Regions from separate parts of the Homo sapiens genome. Here region 1 is linked to region 2. A link is an interaction called in ENCODE POLR2A ChIA-PET data of the cell type or tissue named here. Cell type or tissue: Panc1. All regions are shown on one strand. Each heading gives the region's core, and the rest is flanking DNA. Links, peaks and the distances in the headings are about the cores only.

Region 1 (10,518 bases), core at 3,379-8,378, 1.6 Mb after region 2:
CTTTAATTACTGTAAACAAAATTTTTTATTTTTATAGATTAAGGGGTACAAGAGCAGCTTTCTTACATGGATATATTGTGTAACAGTGATGTCTGGGCTTTTAGTGTACCCATCACCTGAAGAGTAAAATATTGTACCAATAGGTAAATAGTGAAAATTATCATTAGGTAATTTTTTATCCCTCACCCACCCCTCTCGTCTTCTTATCTTTGGAGTCTCCAGTGTCTATTATTCCCCTCTGTATGTCCATGTGTAGCCTTTATAGTAAACCTTATATTTTATATTTGTTATCTAATAATTCCAACATCTGAGGTCTTTGTGGGTTTACTTAGGCAGTTTGTTTATTCTGCTTAGTTTTACTTTCAGTAAACGTCATTCTCAGCAGTGTTTCCTCATGCGTTTTGTGCTTTTTGATTCAAAGCTTATATTCTTTGGGACTTTATTTGTGAGAAGTCAAGGATTGGAGTTGGTTTATGCTAGACACCTAGAGCCACTTTTAGCCAGATCACTTCAATAAACTAAATTTTTGGCTAGAAGTGTTTTTTGGGCCAGCACACAGGTATCTCTCTCTCTCTCTCTCTCTCTCTCTCTCTCTCTCTCTCTCTCTGTTTTTTGAGTTCGAGTTTTGCTGTTGTTGCCCAGGCTTGAGTGCAGTGGCGTGATCTTGGCTCACTGCAACCTCCGCCTCCTGGGTTCAAGCGATTTTCCTGCCTCAGCCTCCTGAGTAGCTGGAATTACAGGTGCTCACCACCATGCCTGGGCAATTTTTTGTACTTTTAATAGAGACGGGGTTTCACCGTGTTGGCCAGGCTGGTCTCAAACTCCTGACCTTAGGTGATCCACCTGCCTTGGCCTCCCAAAGTGCTGGAATTATAGGTGTGAACCACTGCGCCTGGCCCAGATATCTCATTACTGTGTAAGGATGAACTTTTGGTGAAGAATTCTCAGGGAAACTTTTTTCTTTCTATCACAGCCAAGACATGAGTAAGCAAGTATTCCCTCTATCCCCTTCTTCAGGGCAAACATTTTCTAGGGTCCCAACTTTATGCAGCCTTTCTTTTGGCATCCCACTCGATTAGGTCCCAGGCTTTGTCTCCCAAATCCCACAAACTCAACCTACTAAAACTCAAGGCTAAGCATCAGCAAACTTTTTCTGTCAGGGGCCAGATGTAAACGTTGTAGGCTTTGTGGGCCATATGGTTTCTCTCACAACTACTCATCTCTGTGGTTGTAATATGAAAGCAGCCATAGACAATACATAAATTAATAGGAGTGGTTGTGTTCCAATAAAACTTTATTTACAACAATGTGTGACAAGCTGGATGTGGCCCACAGTTTGCTGACTCCTGCTCTAGGCCATCGGGAATTGGCAGATGCCCTCAGGGAAGATGCCAACTTCATCATTTTCTTGCCCAGTTGGTGTCATGCTTTCTCTCTCTGTCATGCCTCTGAGGATTTCACTTACTATTTTGTCAGTTCAGTCATACCTTTATAAAGATTTAAAAAATATTTTGCTTGCAGTGTTGAAGTATTCCATACCAGGAGGGTTTCTATGGATATCACCAGGCAGGAGTGCAGTGGCAGGATCTTGGCTTACTGCAAACTCCGCCTCCTGGGTTCAAGCGATTCTCCTGCCTCAGCCTCCTGAGTAGCTGGGATTACAGGTGTGTGCCACCATGCCCAGCTAATTTTTGTATTTTTAGTAGAGACAGGGTTTCACCATGTTGACCAGGATGGTCTCGATCACTTGACCTCGTGATCCACCCACCTCGGCCTCCCAAAGTGCTGGGATTACAGGCATGAGCCACTATGCCCGGCCGGAGTTACCAGTTTTTGAGAGGAAGACCACAAAGGTAAAATTCCATTTTCATGACATCGTATCATGGATAAATGCAGTAACATGATTTATCACCATTGATGTTGACCTTGATCACCTTGCTGAGAAATACGTAGCCTTCTAAGGCCTACATAAACATAATCAGTGATGTTCAGGTCAACTATTCTGAACAAAATTTGAAGGGTTGAGTCATTGAATCACCATGAAATCTACAACAGAAAACTGTCATATTCATTGCAATTCATGAACCCAAATACATATATTGATGGGACTTCTTTAAGCATAAGTTTAATTTGGTATAGTGTGAGAGCCGGACGTGGTGGTGTACACCTGTAGTCCCAGCTACTTGTGAGGTTGATGTGGGAAGATTGCTTGAGCTCGGGAATCCAAGGCTGTAGCACACCATGATGGAGGCTGTGAATAGCCACTGCACTCCTGCCAGGGCAACATAATGAGACACCCATCTCTAAAAAACGATACAAGTATGCAGTGTGTTTTTGGTGATGCTGTGAACTAGAAATTAATGTTAGAACAGAGTCTTTTCCTTTTTTATCTTTCTGTTGCCCAAGCTGGAGTGCAATGGCGCGATCTCAGCTCACTGCAACCTCTGCCTCCCAGGTACAAGCGATTCTCCTGTCTCAGCCGTCCAAGTAGCTCAGATCGCAGGCATGCGCCACCACACCTGGCTATTTTTTTTTTGTATTTAGTAGAGGCAGGGTTTCACCATATTAGTCAGGCTGGTCGTAAACTCCTGACCTCAGGTGATCCACCTGCCTCAGCCTCCCAAAGTGCTGGGATTACAGGCGTGAGCCACTGCACCCAGCCTAGAACAGAGTCTTAAGATCTGTTCTTTAATGCAGGCTGAGGCAGGCGGATCATGAGGTCAGGAGATCAAGACCATCCTGGCTAACACTATGAAACCCCGTCTCTACTAAAAATACAAAAAATTAGCCAGGTGTGGTGGCGGGCGCCTGTAGTCCCAGCTACTCGGGAGGCTGAGGCAGGAGAATGGCGTGAATCCGGGAGGCGGAGCTTGCAGTGAGCTGAGATCGCGCCACTGTACTCCAGCCTGGGCGACAGAGCGGGACTCCATCTCAGGAAAAAAAAAAAAATCTGTTCTTTAAAAGTTTTGGCATATTATTCTGACTGCAAAAATTTTTGCATGTATGCATGCGGAGGTGAGAACATCTATATGTATCCATATGTCAGATATAGTCCTTGATTTTCTAGAATTGTTTTGCAAAGGAACACATCTTCTCTAGAAATGATTTAGCTGTCCGATGACACTGATTCTTGTTTCCATTCACTGAATAAGCCTTTTGAATGTTTGAACGGTTAAATTTTCCGCAACCTATTTAATCTTTTCCAGCAGCCAATAAAAAAGTTTAGTAAAATGAGGCCAGGCGCAGTGGCTCACGCCTGTAATCTCAGCACTTTGGGAGGCCGAGGCAGGCGGATCACCTGAGGTCGGGAGTTCAAGACCAGCCTGACCAAGATGGAGAAACTCCGTCTCTACTAAAAACAGAAAATTAGCTGGGAGTAGTGGCACATGCCTATAATCCCAGCTACTTGGGAGGCTGAGGCAGGAGAATCGCTAGAACCCGGGAGGCGGAGGTTGCGGTGAGCTGAGATCGCGCCATTGCACTCCAGCCTGGGCAATAAGAGCGAAACTCTGTCTCAAAAAAAAAAAAAAAAAGAAAGTTTAGTAAAGTGAATCTGAATGATTTATTTGTACAGAAAGAATGAATTTCCTCTTAGTCATACATCCGACACCCACACGATACCTTGTCATTTTCAGAAGAAATCTGATGCCCAATTAGTGTGTTTTAATTTAGCCAGTGATTTTCCATCTGGCTCTAATGTGTATTCTGGAGGGTGGACTAATATGGAGTTCAATGGTTTGTTAGGTTTTGAGATGGAGTTATTGGCTACAAAGAACATTTCACAGAAGCAGGACTTCATAGATTCTGAGTTTTTCCCCTTGTTTTGGTTAGTTGCAGGATGAATGGGGACAGAAGAAGCAGATGCTACTTATTTTGCGATTACATGCCTTAATATAAATAGTTTAAAATGAGGAAAAACCTTTACAAAAATAGATGACAGAGCAAACTGTTTTCTTGTCTAGCGAAATTTCTGGCAAATAGGTAAATGCTTTGTTATTCTAGGATATAAGTCACAGATTTTAGATAAGCATATTTTGCACAAATAACAAGTTCTCTTTTTAAAAGTTTTAGGCCGGGCGTGGTGGCGCATGCCTGTAATGCCAGCACTTTGGGCGGCCGAGGTGGGCGGATCACTTGAGGCCAGGAGTTGAGACTATCCTGGCCAACATGGTGAAACCCCGTTTCTACTAAAAATACAAAAATTAGCAGTATGGTGGCGCACTCACGTAGTCCCAGCTACTCGGGAGGCTGAGCAAAAGAATTGCTTGAACCCAGGAGATGAAGGTTGCAGTGAGCCGAGATCGCGCCATTGCACTGCAGCCTGGGTGACACAGAGACTGTCTCAAACAAGAAACAAAAAACAAAAAACAAACAAAAAAAAGTTTTGTCATTTTTGCAGATACATACACAGAGAGAGAGAGAAAGAGATCGATCTTGTCAACTTTTAAGACTTCCCTGTGTTGAGTACATTCATATACTAATATTGAAATTAATGATTAAATTCAACCCACAGAAAAATCTAAGACTAAATAAGCCTATTATAAAATTGAAGTTTTCAGTAAGGGTGTTGATTCCTATTATAAAAATAGAGGAGATTCCAGAAGTAAGGGCTCCTGGACAAAATATTCTGTTTTCCATTTTGTGGAATGGATTGTTTCAGTCCATTTCCAACAGGTTCGCATTCTGTTTTCATGTTAGGTTTTCTGACCTTCAGTGGTTTTGTTTTCATGTACTTGAGCATATGGTCCCAGACAGCTGACATTGTTCATGTCCTTTACTTCCCTAAGAATTACACAACCTTCCCAGGCTTTCTCATCTCCAGCAGTTTTGTCACATTGCTGAGTAACGTCCACCCTTGGTAATCTCTTAACATTATTTCCATTCTGTATGTAGACAACAAATTAGCATTTATGACCTAGGTTTTCTGTTTTTCATGAAGGTATCAGACAATCTCAAATGTCTGTGGAATGTTACGCTTGACTAGGAAGGTGTAAATTGTTTCTTTTGATAGTTCTTAATTTCAAATGATTATGAATTCATTATTTTTAATGAGAGAAAGGTGATTGTATACCTGCAAAACTTTTAAACATCGACCTTTGGTAAAACACAATTCCAATTGTGTTTAATCATGACTACTTAGATACAACTGAACAAGCCCCAGGCACAGAAGTTACGACTAAAACATTCAGCCCTTCCAGGAACAGAACCAGAAATTTCTCCATATGTCTGTAGACGCTGAACTTCAGGATGTCTGTGAATATTTTCTGTGTTCCACTGTCCCCTCAAGTTTGTTTCCCAGCCATGGAAAATGCCCATGAGAAAGAGTTGTGCAATTGCTAACTGTTAGTCACTTTATATTTCCTGTATCCCCTATTTAATTTCCCTGGTAGCTGGCAATAACATCTAGGATTTAAGTTGCTGAAGGGTATTTGGGAAAACCCACATAAATGTCTAAGATGAGGTTTGGCAAGCAATGAATCTTGGTGACATAACAATATTATAACTAGAGATTTCATCAGACAGAGGAGACAGGAAATCCCTGACACTGCCAAACACCCACTTAAACTCATTTGAGTCCGAGGACCATCGTTTGTTAAAAATGGATTTTACACAGTTTTTAATTTGATGAGGCTGCTGAAATAAAAATTTGGACCTGAATTTTAGATGCAATGAGATTTCTCAAAGGGACTTTGGGAAAAAAGAAAAGAAAGAAAAGAAAAAAAGAACTTATGTAAAGTTCCCGTAAGGAGAGCAACAGCTGCTATGGAATAGCCAAGCCCTGCTCCACCAGGAAGGGGCCTGAGCTTTGGCAAGGATACACTTAGCCTGACCAATCCAGAGACTCAGCCTCCACTACCAGTGGGATGACGGATTTCCCAGTCGTACTTTTCTCACACCCAAGAACCTAATGGACATAATTTTAAGTTTAAGGCAGCATTATCTATGGGCACAAAAATAATTAGAAAGGATAAATAAGATCTAGTACTTGATAGCACAACAGGGTGACTACAGTCAATAATAATTTAATTCTACAGTTTAAAATAACTAAAGACCCCCTCCCATGCCATTACCTTCAGACTTCTCAACCCCTCCCTGCAAAAAAGAAAAAATAATAACTAAAAGAGTATAATTGGATTGTTTGTAACACAAAGGATAAACGCTTGAGGTGATGAATACCTCATTTACCCTGATGTGATTATTACACACTGTAGGCCTGTACCAAAATTTTTCATGTACCCCATAAATATATATACCTACTATGTACCCACAAAAATTAAAAATTAAAAAAATACAGCAGTATCTAAATGGAGGTATTATAGTTATCTTTTCCACTGTGAATTCACTGGTCTGAATTTTATCCCAGCCTAGATATTGTTTAATAGTTTGTAAGTTTTAACTGCTTCAAGGTAATTTTTGTTCATGTTTTGTTTTCACTGTAGTCTTGCTCAACACATATGATCAGATTCTGTTCTAGAATTTGTTAACTTTTTATTAGAGGGGCATGTACACTTGAAATCTATTGTCCTATTCTTTACTTTTCTCAAGCTATGCCTGCCAATTCTTTTTTGTTTGTTTGATTTTTTTTGTTTGTTTGTTTTTATTATACTTTAAGTTCTAGGGTACATGTGCACAATGTGCAGGTTTGTTACCTATGTATACGTGTGCCATGTTGGTGTGCTGCACCCATTAACTCGTCATTTACATTAGGTATATCTCCTAATGCTATCCCTCCCCCCTTCCCCCACCCCATGACAGGCCCCGGTGTGTGATGTTCCCCACCCTGTGTCCAAGTGTTCTCATTGTTCAGTTCCCACCTATGAGTGGGAACATGCGGCGTTTGGTTTTCTGTCCTTGTGATAGTTTGCTCAGAATGATGTTTTCCAGCTTCATCCATGTCCCTACAAAGGACATGAACTCATCCTTTTTTATGGCTGCATAGTATTCCATGGTGTATATGTGCCACATTTTCTTAATTGAGTCTATCATTGATGGACATTTGGGTTGGTTCCAAGTCTTTGCTATTGTGAATAGTGCCACAATAAACATACGTGTGCATGTATCTTTATAGCAGCATGATTTATAATCCTTTGAGTATATACCCAGTAATGGGATGGCTGGGTCAAATGGTATTTCCAGTTCTAGATCCTTGAGGTATCGCCACACTGTCTTCCACAGTGGTTGAACTAGTTTACAGTCCCACCAACAGTGTAAAAGTGTTCCTATTTCTCCACATCCTCTCCGGCACCTAGTTTCCTGACTTTTTAATGATCGCCATTCTAACTGGTGTGAGATGGTATCTCATTGTGGTTTTGATTTGCATTTCTCTGATGTATGCCTGCCAATTCTGTTGTACTTATTGTATCATCCTGGCTAGCTACTTTCTTTGTCAAATTCTTTGATATTTAATTCTATCACTTTGATAAGTATTGAGGTCATCCATTACCATGATATATGTCTATTTATTCCATTTCCACTATTTCAGAGATTTTTATTATATGAATTGGATCATGAATTGAGTGTTACATTTGTATGATTTAATATTTTACCATTATTTGGCAATTTTATCTGCTGATGCTCCTTGCTATGGGCTTTGATTTAATCTCATACCACAGCGATCAGTTCTGCTCCTCCTCAGTTTGCACGATACCTTAGCCTGAAGACCATCATCTTACTTCAAAGGTTGGCATCTGTTTGTGTTTTCATAACTCCTGTAGACAGCAGATGACTGGGTTTTGCTGTATAGTGAGGTCTAGTGTATTTGTTCATAGTGTTATATGTAACTTATCTCCACATTTACATCTTTAGCCCCACTCCCTGGACTCCAGGTCTTGGATGTCTAATAGGTATCTGTATTAGAGATTTCTCTTTTTTTTTTTCTTTTTTTTTGAGATGGAATCTTGCTCAGTCAGCCAAGCTGGAGTGCAGTGGCACGATTTCGACTCACTGCAACCTCTGCCTCCTGGGTTCAAGCGATTCTACTGCCTCAGCCTCCCAGGCAGCTGGGATTACAGGCATGCCCCCACCATGCACAGCTAATTTTTGTATTTTTAGTAGAGATGGGGTTTCGCCATGTTGGCTGGGCGGGTCTTGAACTCCTGACCTCAGGTGGTCCTCCCACCTCGGCCTCCCAAATTGCTGGGGTTATAGGCGTGAGCCACCTTGCCCTGCCTAGACATTTCTTGTATTGATTTCTTAGGGCTGCTTTAAGAATGTACCACAGGCCAGGCGTGGTGGCTCACATGTGTAATCCTAGCACTTTGGGAGGCCGAGGTGGGCGGATCACAAAGTCAGGAGTTCGAGACTGGCCTGGGCAATATGGTGAAACCCCGTCTCCATTAAAAATACAAAAATTAGCGGGCGTGGTGGCACGTGCTTGTAGTTCCAGCTACTCAGGAGGCTGAGGCAGAGGAATTGCTTGAACCTGGGAGGCAGAGGTTGCAGTGAGTCAAGACTGCGCCACTGCACTCCAGCCTGGACAACAGAGTGAGACTCCATTGCAAACAAACAAACAAACAAACAAACAAACCATAAAAAGAATGTACCACAAATTGGGTGGCTTTAAACAACAGAAATTTATTCTTTCACAGCTTTGGAGGCCCGAAGTCCAAGATCAAGGTGTCACCAGGGCCATGCTGCACTCTGGGTGGAATCCTTCCTGGCCTCTTCTGGCTTCTGGCTGTGGCTGGCAATCTTGGCATTCCTTCACTTGCAGCTGCACGCCTCCCCCGCTGTGCCTCCATCTTCCCATGGTGCCAGTCATAGTGGATGAAGGGCCCATCCTACTCCAGAATGAGTTCATCTTTAAAAAATTGCATCTGTAAGACCCTATTTCCAAATAAGGTTACGTTGCGCAGGCCTGAGGGTTAGGGCTTCAGTATATTGTTTTGAGGGACGCAATTCAACCTCTAACAGCATCTGAAACTTCGCATGTCAAAAGAGAATTTTCAATTTCTACCCTGTACACCTGCTTCTCCTTCAGTGTTTCCCATTTCAGTAAATGGCAGCACCATCCACATGATTTCTCAGGCCAGATGCCATCCAGGAGTCAACTTTGACTTCTCTTTTTGTGCTCACACCCGAAATCCAATCCATCAGGGAGTCCCATCAGCCCACCTTCAAAATGTCTTTCCAGCCTCACTGCTTTTCACTACTCCATGGCACTGACCAAAGCCACTGTCCCCACTTGCTTGGAATACTTAGTAACCTCCTGTATAGTTTCCTTGCTTCCACACTGGCCAAGAATTTGCTCTCGGTTGTCCACAGAGCAGCCAGAGAGAATCTTTCAAGAACATGCCATTCCCCTGCTAAAACCCTCCCGTAGCTTCCCAGAACCATCAGAACACAAACTACACTGCCAGTCTTGGGCTCAGGGTGCTGCATTGTTTCACCCTCACCTCACTGCACTTTCCCCTCATTTTGCTGTTGTGTTCCTGACTTTCTGTGTGTGGGGGATTTCAAAAAATTTATTTTAATTTAACTTTTTTTGAGACGGAGTCTCACTCTGTCGCCCAGTCTGGAGTGCGGTGGTGCTATCTTGGCTTACTGCAACCTCCACCTCCCAAGTTCAAGCAATTCTCCTGCCTCAGCCTCCTGAGTAGCTGGGATTACAGGCACCCGCCACCACGCCACCATGCCCAGCTAATTTTTGTATTTTTAGTAAAGACAGGTTTTCACCATGTTGCCCAGGCTGGTCTCGAACTCCTGACCTCAGGTGATCCACCTGCCTTGGCCTCCCAAAGTGCCGGGATTACAGGCATGAGCCACCGCGCCGGCCTTTATTTCATTTTATTATTTTTTTTTTGACACAGGGTCTTGCTCTGTCGCCCAAGCTGGAGTGCAGCCGTACGATCACGGCTCGCTGCAGCCTCAACCTCCCAGGCTCAATCAATTCTTCAGCCTCAGTCTCTGAAGTAGCTGGGACCATAGGCGCATGCCACCACGCTTGGCTAATTTTTGAATTTTTTTTTTTTTTTGAGATGGAGTCTCGCTCTGTCGCCCAGGCTGGAGTGCAGTGGCACGATCTTGGCTCATTGCAACCTCTGCCTTCCAGGTTCAAGCAATTCTCCTGTCTCAGCCTCTGGTGTAGCTGGGACTACAGGCACTGGCCACCAGGCCCGGCTAATTTTTGTATTTTTAATAGAGATGTGGTTTCACCATATTGGTCAGGCTGGTCTCAAACTCCTGACCTCAGGTGATCCACCCACCTCAGCCTCCCAAAGTGCTGGGATTTCAGGCGTGAGCCACCGCACCCGGCCAATTTTTTATTTTTTTGTACAGACGAGGTCTCACTATGTTGCCCAGGCTGATCTTGAACTCCTGAGCTCAAGCAATCCTCCTGCCTCAGCCTCCCAAAGTGCTGGGATTACAGGCATGAGCCACGGCACCCAGCCCAAAAAAGTGCTTTAAGTAGTTTCATGGAGGCATAATTTACATACCATAAGATCCACTTGTTTTAAATCCACAATTCAAAGATTTTTAAATAAACTTGTAAAGTTGTGCAAATATCATCACAATCCA
Region 2 (10,518 bases), core at 2,854-7,853:
GATGTAGAGTAGGAAGCAGTTCTGAGCATGGAGGGGAAGCCAGGTGTGCCAGCCAGAAGCATCCTATGAAAAGAGAGGCCAAAAGGATGAGATGTGAATCTCCAAGCACCACTAGTTAATATGACTTATTTTCATTCTGAATATTCATTTTCATACTTAGAAGTCTATATTCGTAATTTTAGATTAGTTCTCCTACAAAGGGCCTCAAAATTTAGTTCCTACAATACCTGGATCTGCCTCTGATTTTTTTTTGTGTGTGAGACAGAGTCTCACTCTGTTGCCCAGGCGGGAGTGTAGTGGCGTGATCTTGGCTCACTGCAACCTCTACCTCTGGGTTCAAGCGATTCTCCTGCCTCAGCCTCCCAAATAGCTGGGACTACAGACACCCACCACCATGTCCAGCTAATTTTTGTATTTTTGGTACAGCTGGGATTTCGCCATGTTGACCAGGCTGGCCTCAAACTCCTGGCCTCAAGTGATCTGGCTGTCTCGACCTCCCAAAGTGCTGGGATTACAGGTGTGAGCCACCATGCGCCACCACCCACCCCCCACATTGCCCAGCTAATTTTTGTATTTTTAGTAGAGATGGGATTTCACCATGTTGACCAGGCTGGTCTCAAATTCCTGACCTCAAGTGATCCACCTCTCTCGGCCTCCCAAAGTTCTGGGATTACAGGCATGAGCCACCGCGCCCAGAATGCCTCTGATTTTTGAGGTCTACAAAGGTTCGTGTTTTGTTTTGTTTTGTTTTGTTTTGTTTTGAGACAGAGTCTTGCTCTGTCACCCAGGCTGGAGTGCAGTGGCATAATCTCAGCTCACTGCAACCTCTGCCTCCTGGGTTCAAGCGATTCTCCTGTCTCAGCCTCCCGAGCAGCTGAGACTACAGGCGCGCACCACCACGCCCAGCTAATTTTTGTATTTTTAGTAGAGATGGGGTTTCACCATATTGGCCAGGCTGGGCTCAAACTCCTGACCTCGTGATCCACCCACCTCAGTCTCCCGAAGTGCTGGGATTACAGGCGTGAGCTGCCACGCCCAGCCTGGTTCATTCTTCTTTAACATTGTCCTGTGCTGCCTGAGGTTCGTGAAAAATCCTAACATAACGAACACCAAGATGTGGGGCTCTCTGGTTCCCCCTCCACGACAGAACCAGCGGTGGACACGTATTCAGCCTGGAATCTTCTTCCTTCAGGCCTCACCCCCAGGACAGGGAACCCCTCATTCCTGCGCCTGGTCCTGGACCAGCTGCCGAGCCCCTGCTCCCTGCTGCCCCCCAATGGACCTCGGGTAACAAGACACCACGTGTGTGGGGCGTGTTCTCTAGATCCGTTCTCACGATCCTGAAACCATTATTGAGCCTTACAGCTGCTTTAAGCGCCCGGGGCTTCATCAGAGCCTTTGAAAACCCCAGGTGAAACTAGTTACTCACTGGGAAGCCTCGGTGTGTGGCTGCCTTCTCCCTGATACTGCATGCCCGGGCAGCTCTCTGAAGGGCAGCCACAGCCACACGGTTACACAGGGACACACAAACACACGCACATGCACACCTACACACACGCAGGCACTCCCACTCAGCCCCCAGAGATCCATCCACACTCGAAGGAGGCTCAGACAAGAAGTTAAGCTAGCAGAAACAACATCATTGGCTGGGTTAGCTCCTCTCTACAATGGCTTTAGAAACCTGGAATTTTTTTTTAAAGTACAGGCAGGCTGGGCGAGGTGGCTCATACCTGTAATTCCAGCATTTTAGGAGGCTGAAGTGGGGGAGGATCGCTTGAGCCCAGGAGTTCAAGACCAGCATGGGCAATGTAGCAAGACCTCAGGGCATCTCTACAAAAAATAAAAAAATTAGCCGGGCGTGGCAGCGTGCGCCTGTAGTCCCAGCTAGTCAGGAGGCTGAGGTGGGAGGACGGCTTGAGCCCAGGAACTCAAGGCTGTAGTGAGCCATTATTGCACCACTACACTCCAGACAGAGCAAGACCCTGTCTCAAAACAAGTACAGGCACACCCCATTTTATTGCAGTTCACTTTATTGCACGTCAAGATATTGCCTTTTTTTTTTTTTAAACAAATTGAAGGTTCGGGGTAACTCCAGAGTCAAGCAAGTCTATTGGCAACATTTTCCCACGAGCATGTGCCCACTTTGTATCTGTGTGTCACACTTTCGCAATTCTTGCAATATTTCAAACTTCTTCCTTATTATATCTGTTGTGAAGCTGGTTCTCCCAGACGTTCCCTGCAGGCTGTTTATGCAGCGCCCATCCGAGATGAACCCACAGGACACTCAGGATCCCAGACTGCAGGAGTCGTCTGGGATCACAGGCGGGGCAGAGCAATTTGTCAATGTTTATGAGGAGTCCTCCTTGGCAGCCCAGTCTTTATCCTCACTCACGTGGAAATGAGATTCGACCTCTCCTAATCACCTGGTGCCCGAGGAGCAGGTAGGCGCCTGTCCCAAGCCTGAGTTTCCTGGGAAATCTACATTTCAGCACAGATGGGTTCCCAGCAGCTTAGTGCTCTGGCTGTCCTTAGGTCACTGAATCATTTCACCCGCTAGTTTTTTGTTTGTTTGTTTTTGAGATGGAGTCTTGCTCTGTCACCCAGGCTGGAGTGCAGTGGCGCGATCTCGGCTCACTGCAACCTCCACCTCCTGGGTTCAACTGATTATCCCTCCTCAGCCTCCCAAGTAGCTGGGGTTACAGGCACCCGCCGTCATGCCCAGCTAATTTCCATATTTTTGTAGAGACGGGGTTTCACCATGTTGGTCAGGCTGGTCTTGAACTCCTGACCTCAGGTGATCCGCCCACCTTGGTCTCCCGAAGTGCTGGCATTACAGACGTGAGCCACTGCGCCCGGCCTTGCCCACTGGTTTTATGAGAAAGAGACATGGGAGCCTTTTCCCCAGCTGGGGCAATCATCAGACAGTCACATGGAGTCACAGAACCATCTTGCAACAGCATCCCAAGACCTGGCCATTGGGCAGGATGTGGGACTTGTGAAAGGTCATAAATGACCCTTTGAATCAGTCTCCCTCTGCACAGGAAAAGCCCACCGCCCTGCGTTCACCTTTGCCCATCAGATAGGGCTTGGGGGGCACCTGAGGAGGAGGTGCCTGCCACTGCCTGTGGAGGAGGATGTTGGCGTTCCTATTTCACAAGCCCGGCTTGGAGAGCCAGCGGAGACCTTCTGCGCAGCTAGCTCTTGCACACACCCCTGCGGAGAAACTCTGCCTTCTTGCCTGGGGCCCAGAACCTTACCCACCCAGGCTTGCCCCCTCCCTTCCAGGGCCCACTGACCTCCTGACTCAGGCTCCCCCGAGTGCCTGACCCTGTGAGTCACTGGCCCATCTACAATCCTTCTCCCCGTGACTGCTTGAGTTGTAGCTTGATTGGAGCCAGGTCAATGCAAGTCACAGAACTGCGAACTGAGATGGACTCTCAGAAGCAAGAGGTGGCAAGCATGGCGGAGAGGAAGCGAGGGTCCTCCTGGCTGGTTAGATCTTACAGAGTTTAAGCTGTACTGAGAGTTTTTATGAGGACAAGGGGCCAGTCCTGTGCCTGCCTGATGTGGAGTCCTAGGCGGGCTTGGGCCGCAGGTTACCTGCTCCCGGAGGCTCACAAAGGCAGTGCCAACAGGCGCTCATTCTCAGCAATGGGTGAAAGTAAGAGGAACCTGCCCTCCCTCCTCTCCACACCTCCCCAGTATTTGTCCTCATGGAGTAAATATCCAACAGTGATCCCAGGGCATGGGAGTGGGAGTTAAGGCAAATGCCAGACTGTCCAAGGCTCATTACAGGGTAGTCCTCTCATCCTCTGCTCACTAGTCCACTATATTCAGTGAGCACCCACTGTGCACCCTGTGCCTTGGGGACGTGGAGGCACGCTCAGCCCCAGCCTCGCCCTCCGGGAGCTTACAGTCTAACCCTCTGGGCACAGGGAGGTGGGAAGATGGCACGGCCTTGCTGGGAGCCTCACCCTGTTGGCTGAACAATGATTTTTTCAATAATGCCTACAGCTTCCTTCATATCCTGCCACCCAAACCAGTGCCAAGGTCATCATGGGCTTGTGTGGCACAGTCAGATTTAGTGACCATCCCCACTCCCACATTGGTTCTGTCTTCTTGCCCCCGGTGCTCTGGTCCCTAGCACAGGCTGCTGATTTGGGGACTCGGGGGAGAATCCTCCACCTTCTGCAAATGCTTAGCCATGAAATGACGGGTGTTTGCCTGACTATGATTTCATGAATCCCCCATGAAATGATGGGTGTTTGCCTGATTATGGGCCAACAGTGCCCCCCACTCCTCGTGGGCACTCCTGGGATCAGCAGCCCCTTCCTAGCCTTCACAGGGACTCTAGGCCTCCATGGAAAAGAAAGAAATAAAAAATTTTTTTTGAGACAGAGTCTTGCTGTGTCACCCAGGCTGGAGAGCAATGGCTCAATCTTGGCTCACTGCAACTTCAGCCTCCGAGGTTCAAGTGATTCTCTTGCCTCAGCCTCCCGAGTAGCTGGCACATGCCACCACACCCGGCTAATTTTTGTATTTTTAGTAGAGACGGGGTTTCACCATATTGGCTAAGCTGGTCTCGAACTCCTGACCTCAGGTGATCCACCCGCCTTGGCCTCCCAAAGTGCTGGGATTACAGGCGTGAGCCACCGCGCCCGCCCAGAAAGAAAAATCTTAACAAGTTGCTTCCAGTAACCAGTCTCAATGAGTAGCAGGGAGTAGTTTGCAAGAAAAAAAAACAAGTGAAGATGTTTCCCATTCTTTAACCTGCTCCATCCCTCAAATTCCTGCTGCTCCATGGCAGGGGCCCTGCTCACCCCACATTGGCACAGACTCTGCTGGAGTCAGATCCTCCAAAGCCACAAGCTTCCTTGAGGCCACGGGGCCGCCTCATTCTTGTTCTGCCCCTTCCTCACACTGAAAGACTGCATAGCCTGGGGTGCAATGCCCAGGTGTGAAATTGATGCTCGGGAAAACAAATCCTTCCCAAAGTCACTTAAGGAATCCCCCAGCCCCACCGCACAGACCCCTGGATGTATACTGCCCCTATAATTCTGCTCTAGGCAGAAAAGCCTAGGAGTGGAGGTGACAGCTCCCAGCATATGCACCCTTTTGCTCTGCTCTGCTGCCCTGTAGAGCCCTGGAAGTGACCAGAGCCCTTAGGCTACTGCTGCTGCATGCCCAGAGGGTCCCAAGCAGAGCTGGGCAGGAGGTAGGCCCAGGCAGGGCTGGGAGAGCAGTGACCAGGCAGGGTGCACGGCTGCACTTTGCCCAGGTCCTGGCTCTGGCTCTGGTCTGGTGCCAGTGCTGGGGTGGGTGTGTCGGCTGCCCACGCAGCTGCGGGGTCCAGTTCCAGAACTATCTCCACCAGCTGGGATGGGGGGCTTCTTCTTCACCCTGCTGCCTCTTGTCCTTTCTTCTCCAGCCAAGTTGGGGGTGAAGCAGGGACGCTCCTTTTATTCCCTGAGCCGAGCCCCAGCCCCAGGGCTTTCAGTCTGCCACGCCAGTCACAAACAGCCGGCTTCCGGCCTGGGTGTGGGTACTGGGCTGGCCCCTAATGATGGGAACAGCAGCCGCCACCAAGAGCTTCAACCTGTCCAGTGCCCCAAGGTCCCAAGCAGTCGGCAGGGTCTGTGGATCGGCCGAGGGGCTACCACGGCCGCCAGAGGCCAGGGCCGCAGGGAGGCGAGGGCGGCGAGGGCACCGGAGCGGATGCGGGCTCTGGGGCAGACGCGGGCGCTGGGGCGGGGGCAGACGGGCCACTGGAATCCCCAGCGCGCCCGCCGTCCAGGGTGGCGCTGGCCGCTCTCCGCCACAGGTGCTCCAGCAGGCGCGCGCTCACGGCGGGCTCCAGGACACGGCAGGCGGGCAGCACGCGGGCCAGGCGCGCCACACAGGCGCTGTAGCCCTCGCGGTAGCTGTCGCAAGGCACTGCGGGCGGAGAGCCGCGTGAGGCGCGGGGTAGGGTGCCGGGTGCGGGGTGCAGAGCGCGCGGCAGGGCAGGGAGGGCTCACTCACGGGGCGCTGCCGTGGGCCATGAGGACGCAGGCAGCTCCTGCAGGAAGCGCACGGTCATTTCCAGGACGTCTGCCTTCTCTAGCTTCGAGCAGTTGGAGTTCTGCGCCCGGCCACGAGGAAGAGCGACAGAGAACCACCAAGACAGAACTTTGGCCGGCTACCGTGCGCACCCTCGCTCTAGTCGGGAGCTGGGTGTGGGGCGCGCCGTGGCCTGCTGGGGGTCCGCTCCGACGCGCCCACCCCACCCAGGCTCCGCCTCGGGCGCCGCGCGGAACCCCCTGGTGGGTTCCTCCCGCAGGAGCACCCCGTCCCCCTGCCCCCGCTCCGCGCCCCAGGACCCTCTGCCCTCCGCCCGGGCGCGCTCACCTCCCGGCCCAGCAGCGGCAGGATGAGCCCCTTAAGCTGGCTCAGGCTCTGGTTGATGCGCGCGCGCCGGCGCTTCTCCAGCAGCGGCTTCAGGCTCTGCGGACGGGCGGCGCGGTGGTTAGACGGGTCCCCGGAGTCCCCAGCCCCGCCCCCAGTCCCCGGTACCCACCTTGCGCAGCTCCGCCGCGTCCCCTGCCCGGCGAGGCAGCCCCATGCTCCGCGGGGAAGCGGTGGCAGCTGCGAGCCCCACGCAAAGGGAAACCGAGGTCCGAAATGAGGTCCCGGGCGCGGCCCGGGCTGGTGCCAGACGAGTGCGCGCCCCGCCCGCGGCCGAGCTTTAAGGGAGCGGCTCGCCCGCCCCGCCCCGCCCCGCGGAGTCCGGCCGCCCGCTGGTCCCACCTCCTGCCTTTGTTCCTGCGCAGGGTGGAGCCGGGAGGGGAGACCGCGACGCCCCCGGGGATCCCGCTCCCCGCCTTTGCGTCCTGTCTACCGCGGGGTGGCGGCCCCCAGTTTTCCCCGAGCACCTGCGGGAGAGTGGTAAAGGCGCCATCGGGGGCCTTCGCTGCGTGACCCCGAGGGCAGGAGGGCCAGGTGGGGCCAGGCCTTGCCTGACTGGAGCTACGGTCCCTCCTCTCCAATGCTGCCCTTCATTCATTCCCCAGGCTCGGGTTCAGCGTCTTCTCTGAGCCCCGCCCTGGGCCGCAGCAGGGGACCCAGCGGTTACGGGAGCTCCCATGAGGGACAGCAGCGGGAGGGACTTGCACCCCCAGCTGCTTTATCGGGTGAAGGGCTGAGCTGGACGGGAAATCCGAGTTCCGGAGAAAGGTCGTGACTTGCTCCAGTCCTCGACGCTGGGAACAGGCCGAGCCTGGACAAGGGCCCCAGTCGCTGGACGCCCGGCTCTAAGGAGCCCGTAGAACCCTTCGGCGGCTTGCCTAGTTAAGAGTCTTTTGGTTACCCCACTCCAGGCTTTGGGTGGGGAAACGGAATCCTAGAGAAGCAGAGGCAGCCCTGGAGCCCTCGGAGCTCGTTTTCATTCCCACCGGCTAGGGGTCCGGGTTCTCGCCCGCAAGACAGTCAGGGCTCATGTGACGCGCGGGCAGGACAGTTTTGGGTGCGGGCCCCAGTGGCCCGCCCAGGACCGCCTTCGCGCCGCGTGGCCGTTGCTGCGGCAAACTGGCTGGCGTCCCCCGCCCATCTGCTCCGGGCTCCCCTCCCCCGACCGGCTGGCGGGGCAACGGCCACGCCCGCGAACCACACTGCGAACTGCCGGGCAGAGAGATGACTGGAGGGATCCACAGAGCCAGCCAGGAGGAGTTCCCCTATGGGGCGGGGCCAAGGAGGGCTCTGTCCAGGGTGTTGGATGAACCCCCTGTCCCCCGAACCCCACTTCCGAGCTCCACCCCTGCCGCTAGCCCCACGTCTCCCTCCTTCAGGGTTCTCGCCGCAGGGTGGAAGAAGGCCAGCGAACACACTGAGGGGCCCGGAGAAGCCTGGGCCAGGGGAGCCCAGGCCACCCATACCTATCTGTGGCATGGGAAGGAATGTAGGCCACCTTTCATGGACACTTACTGTGTGCCAAGCTCAGGGCTTAACGCTTTAAGGCTCGCTAACCTGCATTAACCCTCATAAAAGACCTAACAAGTAAGAATAAATCCTTCAACAGATTTGGCCCAGCAGGGCTTGGAGGAACCTGAGACCTTGTTCTCCGTGGTTGAGGCCAGTTTGACTCCATAGGCCTCCCCTAAGACAATTAATTGTTCTTTAAGAGCTCAAAAAACTCTGTGGATCTTTTCCCTCTCATCCCCAGGCCAAGCGACTTAGCTTGGCTGACTCAGGTCTGCACCCACAAGTCCGCCTGCAGCATCTGCATCTTGGGGAGGGACTGACCCTAGCTCCTGGGAGAAAAAGGCTGAAGGAGGAGGCTCCCCTTAGAACATCCCCCTCCAGGTTTGCGGACCACCATTTGAAGACTGAATGGCAGGGGAGCAAACACCATTTCCATTGCCAGTTACCCCCAGTTAAAAATATTTCTTCCTCTACTCTCCCATTGGGTAAAGGACTTTAACCAAGTAACCCACAGTTCTCTTCAACTCAAGGATTTTCAGGTTTTGCTGGTTACTTGGAAGGAGTGGTCTGGAATCAGAGGAACGTTAAAGACAGCTAGGTGGGCAAATGTCGGGTGCAGGCTTTAGGGGAACTGGGACCACCTAGGATACAGTAAGGATACACTCCACCCCTGGTCCCTATTCTTGGGAAGTGCCCTGGCCCTTGGGTTGAGGAGAAACCTGGGGTGGGCTGGGGTGAGCCCAGCAGAGGGGTGAGAGAAGCCCTCCTGGGGAGAGAATCCCTAAGCTGATAGCTGGAGGGTGGGAGACTCTAGGGGTGCTGTGGGCAGAAGGAACCTTGGGTGGAGAGGAAAGAAGAGCCCAGAAGGCTCAGCCAGGGAGTGAAAGCTTTGCCACTTCCCATCTGTGTCATCTCAGGCAAAATGCTTTAAAAAAACAAAACAAGGCTGGGCGTGGTGGCTCATGCCTGTAATCTCAGCACTTTGAGAGACCAAGGTGGGCAGATTACTTGAGGTCAGGAATTCGAGACCAGCCTGGCCAACATGATGAAACCCCATCTCTACTAAAAATACAAAAAATAAAAAAATTAGCTAGGCATGGTGGCGGGCAGACACCTGTAATCTCAGCTACTTGGGAGGCTGAGGCAAGAGAATCACTTGAACCTGGGAGGCAGAAGTTGCAGTGAGCCTAGATTATGCCATTGCAATCCAGCCTGGGTGACAAGAGTGAAACTCCATCTCAAAAAACAAACAAACAGGCCGGGCACAGTGGCTCACGCCTGTAATCCTAGCACTTCGGGAGGCCAAGGTGGGCAGATCACGAGGTCAGGAGATCGAGACCATCCTGGCTAACACAATGAAACCCCGTCTCTACTAAAAATACAAAAAATTAGCTGGGCGTGGTGGCAGGCACCTGTAGTCCCAGCTACTCGGGAGGCTGAGGCAGAAAAATGGCGTGAGCCTGGGAGGCGGAGCTTGCAGTGAGCTGAGATTGTGCCACTGCACTCCAGCCTGGGCGACAGAGCAAGACTTGTCTCAAAAAAAAAAAAAAGAAAAAAAGAAAAAAAACCCTCCCTATCTCTCCATGCCTCATTATCCCCGACTGTGAACTGGGAACAATAGTTGTACCTCTCTCATAGCACCTCTGGATTAAATATCCATGTGAAGCATGGTGAGCACTTGGTGGGTGGTACAGATTTCATAAAAGTGCTACTGCTGCCGTGAGCTCCCTAGGGCTGCTGGGGAGGACCCAATTGGCCCGGTGGACATGGGAGAGCCCGGAGAGGACAGAAGCCTGGCAGGAAGGGCCTGGCTCACAGCCTGAGTTTGAGTCATGTCCCGAAAGGAGTCTGAGAGGTTGGTCAGCAGGGGTGGGTGCTCACATGTGGCACTAATGGAGATGTCATTAACAACAGTGGCAGGGGCTCAGGGGCATCTGCTCAGCCCACTGGAATAGCAATAAAGCATCACCTAGCCCTGGCCCACAAAATCACAAAACCATGTGCTAGATGAGCTCGTCCATGACCAAGGTGGCCACCTTAGGAGTGGAGAACACAAATTGCAGGGCCTTTTGGAATGGAGGAGGCCCAGGGGAGGGGTGCCCAAGACAAGCCATTTTAGCACCTCCTCCCAACAGTACCCCTGCCACTTGCTGGCCTCACGGCACACCTGCCTCTGGGCACCCAGAGGAGGGCAGCGCCAGCCGCAGTGAGCCTGTTGCTTTGGCCACCAGCTCCAGCAGCGAGGCTGCGAGGAAATGACTCCTCCTTCCTTTTGTCTGCAAACCACTGGGCAAGCGTCCCAGATTCCAGCGGCCACAGGTCCCATGGAGAGAGTGAGGGCGATCTGGCCTGGTGGAAGTCGTTGGAAACCCACCTGGCTAGGCACAGCCCAGCAGCTCCAGTTACCTGGGCACCTGGGAGCGCGGGAGGCCATCACGCAGGTCGCCACTAGGTGGCAGGCCCAGGGAAAGGACCGGAGGCAGCTGCCGAGTTTAGCACTATGAGTTTAGCACTATGACTCCCACTGTTCCTGGAAGGGGCTTCCTTCATTCTACAGCATTT

The links. ChIA-PET counts read pairs that join two places held together with the same protein. Peaks named below come from ENCODE experiments on the same cell type or tissue, not always from the same donor. Only the 100,000 strongest peaks of a DNase experiment are listed, where the experiment ranks them.
Region 1: POLR2A ChIA-PET joins it to region 2 with 7 read pairs; 1 of 35 experiments calls an interaction of 5 or more read pairs at or near these places.

What each region holds. Positions count from the first base shown.
Region 1 is chr1:8,042,535-8,053,052 of GRCh38, forward strand. All of the region lies in intron 2 of ERRFI1-DT (ERRFI1 divergent transcript), which reads left to right. Among named protein-coding and RNA genes, the nearest start is that of ERRFI1-DT, 21 kb to the left of the region's middle. RefSeq lists an enhancer at 3,253-4,452. In Panc1, for the core only: no CTCF peak of the experiment used is centred there; a DNase peak (open chromatin) is centred at 5,447; H3K27ac peaks cover 4,662 bases.
Region 2 is chr1:6,413,220-6,423,737 of GRCh38, forward strand. It overlaps HES2 (hes family bHLH transcription factor 2), which reads right to left and starts at 6,700. Exons shown (of 4, transcript NM_019089.5): 1 at 6,557-6,700; 2 at 6,388-6,483; 3 at 6,022-6,121; 4 at 2,013-5,934. The coding sequence starts at 6,601. The coding sequence ends at 5,654. RefSeq lists enhancers at 874-1,375, 1,376-1,875, 1,400-1,639, 10,272-10,518. In Panc1, for the core only: no CTCF peak of the experiment used is centred there; no DNase peak of the experiment used is centred there; H3K4me3 peaks cover 1,268 bases; H3K27ac peaks cover 265 bases.